Linked DNA regions of Homo sapiens: region 1 is linked to region 2. Evidence: read pairs that join two places in POLR2A ChIA-PET (ENCODE). Cell type or tissue: OCI-LY7. All regions are shown on one strand.

Region 1 (2,500 bases), 640 kb after region 2:
ATGTTTGATTCCCTACCCACTGCCACCAAGAAGTGGAAGGAGAAGGGCAAGAACCTAGGATTTTCATACCTAGAAACTTTAAATGAGCTCTCATTTCTTTGGAAATGATGACCTTTTCAGGGAAAATGCTTATGGGCTCTTGAGTTCCTTTAGAGCAAAGCGGCAGAAGAGACAGATGATGATCCCCACTCCCCTAATAAATGCAGACCTGCGTTAGTGTTTTTCAAGAGGAAGAAAAACACTGGACATCCCAAATAGCTTCCTAAATGTTCAGGTAAAGTTGATTTTTCCAGCAATTGTTAACTGATCATGCCCATGGGAGATGGTGAGGCAAAGAAGGGGGATGATATTGTATCAGAAAGCACAGGACTGGTCGGGTGCGGTGGCTCACGCCTGTAATCCCAGCACTTTGGGAAGCGGGGGCGGGAGGATCGCCTGAGGTCAGGAGTTTGAGACCAGCCTGGCCAACAGGGTGAAACCTCATCTCTACTAAAGATACAAAAATTAGCTGGGCGTGGTAGCGGGTGCCTATAATCCTAGCTACTCGGGAGGCTGAGGCAGGAGAATCGCTTGAACCCGGGAGATGGAGGTTGCAGGGAGCCGAGATCGCGCCATTGCACTCCAGCCTGGGCGACAAGAGTGAGACTCTGTCTCAAAAAAAAAAAAAAAAAAAGAAAGCACTGGTATCAGAAGGTCTTCACTAGATTTAATCAAGGGACCTTCTTACCCCAGCAGGGCATTCAGCAACCACAATAGTAGTAGCAGCAGCTAACAATTATGGAGACAAGTATTCACTAGGTAAGGGCCAGGTCACGTCCTCTCTATCGTACCTCTCATGGCATTGGTACCATCTGTACTCTTTTTGTTTACATGCTTCTATGCATATTGTGTATCTCCCCCTTAAGAATGTAAGGTCACTTCTGATTATGCAACACCCAGAACAGTGCTGCAAACTTAGTAAGCTCATAATGCAATCATGAATTTGACAAATATACATCATCTTCATCCTTACAGTATGGCTTCCATTTTTATAGAGGAAGAGAGATCAAGTAAAGCTCGGACTATCTATATAAGGAAGGAAATTTCAGGTTTGGGCTCTTCAGCTGTCATTCTGTATATTCAGAGCACTCTGTGTTTCAGAAGTCTTGGGCATAAAAGCATCTTTTAAAAATAACGTCTACTTTTGTAACAAACCTGCACGTTGTGCACATGTACCCTAAAACTTAAAGTATAATTTAAAAAAACAACAAAACAAAAAATAAGAATGTCTGCTTTAGAGACCCAGCTTTCCCACCATACTTCACCTAGAACTCACACGGATGAACAGTTTTCTACATATGGCTAAGAGCTTTTTTTTTTTTTTTAAGTTGAACCTGGTTCTAATGTTATAGAAAAACACTTCAACGTAAAGTATTCAGTGAATACCCTAAATGTCTAAAACCCCAAAGGGGAAGCCAGTGGGGCTCTCACAGTATTGATGGAGTGAATTTAAGGCACTGTCTAAATGCCTTGTGCAGTGTGGGCTGTGTGGGAGGTGCACAGTGGGTGCTGGCTCCCTCTGTTGGGGTCACAGAACACAGGGGCAGGAATTCTACATTGCTGACCGGAACAATCTCCTCAGCCACCTCTGCCTTGGTCTGTACTGCCGCTCTCGCACTTTCTCTTTAGGGAATACAGTCATTGCTCTCTAGTGATGCCCACCACACAAGGAATCATATTCACAGAGGTGTCTTGTTTCCATAGCTAAAACAGTCATTTGTAACACGGATCAGCTGGTTTTCACAGAAAACAATGGTAAGCACACCTAGGTCTCAGTTTACTTAGCAGAGAGCAACAGCTAAATATATTCAATTCTGATACCAATAAATGAAAAATCATAGCAAAATCGTCAAAACATATCTGTAAACACTTCTAAATTATTTTGGAAGTAACTAGGGCCTACATTGGAAAGGTTAGGTATTTGTGTGCATACTAACTCCAGAGTGAAGATACTATAGAGTTTGGTTAAAACAAATTTAAAAATTTAAATATATAAATGCATTTCCAATTTAGATCTAAAGACTATGAAACTAAAAATGCCGATTTACCATAAACATATAATATATATACATGTATATGAAAGGAAATGTATACACACTGAAAACCTAGGGAAAGCAAATTCTTTTCTTTTTCTTTTTTTTTTTGAGAGTTTGGCTCTGTTGCCCAGGCTGGAGTGCAGTGGCATGATCTCAGTTCACTGCATTCTCCGCCTCCCACATTCAAGCGATTCTCCTGCCTCCGCCTCCCAAGTAGCTGGGATTACACATGTGCACCACCATGTCTGGCTAATTTTTGTATTTTCAGTAGAGACAGGGTTTCACCATGTTGGCCAGGTTGGTCTCGAACTCCTGACCTCAAGTGATCTGCCTCGGCCTCCCAAAGTGCTGGGATTACAGGCATGAGCCACCACGCCCAGCGGAGAACGAATTTCTAAAAACCACCACGATGCAGCCATGCAGCT
Region 2 (2,500 bases):
AAATAGATTAATAGAAAATCAGTAAATAATAAATATGTTACAGTTTTCCCTTGTTACCACCTCACACAAGCTATAACTTGGTCTTAGGTTTAAATAAAAACTCCTACTCCATACCTTATATAGAGGCAAATGCAAAGGGAGCTAACAAAAAAAAAAACCTGCTATGATCAAGGAAAAAGAATTCCTATGATTCTTGGGAGGCAGACAGGATAGAGTAAAATGAAGATGCTGCATAAAAAGAAAAGACAAACGTGGAAATATTAAGAAAACTGAAATACAATGTAAGAATAAAAAGAAGGGTGTGAAAAACAGATGAAATTTAAATAAAAGGTAGACTAGTTTGATCATTTTATTTAATATGTTAAAGGTCAATATTCAATACCAAAGAGTTATACATACCAACACACGACACATTATAAACATCAATGTGAACTTTAAATTCAAAAAGAAAACTGATCATTCTAAGTTTCAGTGGGTTGGCTACTGAACAGTAAGGACAATATGTTTTTTAAAGTTGCTTTCTGCTTAGAAACCTCACATTTGAGGATCACTATTCACTCTTCTTAAAGTCAGTTAGAAGAAATATTTCTTTACATGCCTTATTTGTTTTAATAGTTGTTATTCTGAGTAAACTAGAATTTCATTTTCGCTTAAAAAAGTGAGTAACATCATGAGGTTGTGACAATTCTGCTAATAATCACAGAGACATAAAACTGAATTCAAAGGAATGTATATAATGCTAATTATATACATTGACTTTTAAATTTTAATAATTCCTAACTCATTGTTAGGGACACAGTTTCTTAAAACGCAGCCTTTCCACACAGGCCTTCCCTAGCTTTCCTAAATACAAAATTAGCTGAAATAAATTAAATCCTCCAAGCCACTATATTTTGAAATAATGCATATTTCACTGCATTCAAGGTAAAAAAAAAAAAAAGTTAGTATAAAGAAGGGTCCTTTCCAGGGATTCCATTCTTCTCAAAAAAATAAAAATATAAAATAAAACAAGATGGGTCCTACAGCCAAGTAATCCTTTCGAAATTTAAAAGTAAATAATATGATTAATTTTTCTATTTAAATACACTGCTAATGGAATCTAAGTCTGAACATGTTTTCCTGCAATGCAAATATAAGTTTTATAAACTTTAACTTAATAAAATGTATTAACTCTCAAGATACCTGAAGTTTGTTCTCAAAAATATCAACATCTGTTATAACCCAGGATGTACCAAAATCTCAGTGTTACAACATTTAAAACCCCATTCAGCTAAACCAAAGTTCATTGCTTCTTTAAAAGGTACCATATATATATTTTTGTGAACATACTAGTAAGAAGTCTCTTCACATATAAAATTAAAAGGAAAAATGCCCATTAGGTAAAAAATCTGAAAGGTCACAATTTTTAAATAATGATGAACAAATATTCATTTATAAATGCTAATGTTTACTTTGTATTTGCTTGCATTGTGTCCTTCTCAAATGCTTTTAAAAAGCACTTACAACTGACCCCTACAACTTCCTCTGTGAGTGAGCAGAGGGTAACTGCCTTCACTCATGGAGAGTGGTAAAGGTTAAGTGTAATGCTCAAGGTCACATGCCAATCAGTAGCATCACTCAGTATAGAACTTCATGGACCTTAATTCTGAGTTTATGCCATAAGATAATGCATACGTTATTTTCTTCTCCTTTTGATTACTGACAAAGTGTATAGATAGTTATCCATGTTCCTAATGTTAGAAGACAAGGATAGAAATCGCAAGCCTCAAAGGTTATTTCTACCCTTCCTTGCTCTTCTTTCCAAATAATTGTACACAACAAACATTGTTTAAAAAAAAAACCTGCGGAAATTGTATATGTCTGTAAAACACTAATAAATACCCAAATGTCCTCACAAAAAAAAAAGCTGAAAGAAAGAAAGAGGTGTGACCTATAGAATAAATGGCACGCTAAAATGTGTCAAGTGAAAAATAGACTTTCGATCTTGCAACCAAACACTTAAGCATAGGTTCTAAGTGCTTATAAATTATTATTTTTTAAAGTTTCACTGTAGATTAGCTGCTTTAAATGTATCAAAACAAAAAAGGGCAAGTTTTCTAAATTAATTATTTTAGCCAATGAAAATGTAATATATTCAACTGAACTGGGTAACTGATGATTTGGTTAAACGAAGATTTATATACACAAAATTGCCCACATTGTAATAGATATTTCATATATGTGTTTGAAAAGTTTTAACAATGTGATGGAACACTGTAACAATTCTGAGTAGATTAGTATTCAGATTTTATTACCAAGGATCTCTAATGAAAGATAATTCTGGCTTTTTATAACTTCAGAGGGCTCAGTAATTAGACTGGATTTTATTGACAAGTAAAATAGAATGATTCTATAAATGAGGCAGGCGGTAGGCCCCATGAACTTTGCTTATTTTGAAAAATATATTCCCCAATTGAGTAACCATATTAAGCGTATGGTAAAGTTTAGAGTGTGTTTTATT

The links. ChIA-PET counts read pairs that join two places held together with the same protein. Peaks named below come from ENCODE experiments on the same cell type or tissue, not always from the same donor. Only the 100,000 strongest peaks of a DNase experiment are listed, where the experiment ranks them.
Region 1: POLR2A ChIA-PET joins it to region 2 with 5 read pairs; 1 of 35 experiments calls an interaction of 5 or more read pairs at or near these places.

What each region holds. Positions count from the first base shown.
Region 1 is chr2:65,385,632-65,388,131 of GRCh38, forward strand. All of the region lies in intron 1 of SPRED2 (sprouty related EVH1 domain containing 2), which reads right to left. Among named protein-coding and RNA genes, the nearest start is that of SPRED2, 46 kb to the right of the region's middle. RefSeq lists an enhancer at 2,113-2,500. In OCI-LY7, CTCF peaks have their summits at 1,574 (motif pointing left) and 1,775; no DNase peak of the experiment used is centred here; H3K4me3 peaks cover 58 bases; H3K27ac peaks cover 1,736 bases.
Region 2 is chr2:64,744,174-64,746,673 of GRCh38, forward strand. No RefSeq gene overlaps it. Among named protein-coding and RNA genes, the nearest start is that of SERTAD2, 92 kb to the left of the region's middle. RefSeq lists a silencer at 1,528-1,607. In OCI-LY7, no CTCF peak of the experiment used is centred here; a DNase peak (open chromatin) is centred at 1,548; H3K4me3 peaks cover 1,347 bases; H3K27ac peaks cover 1,450 bases.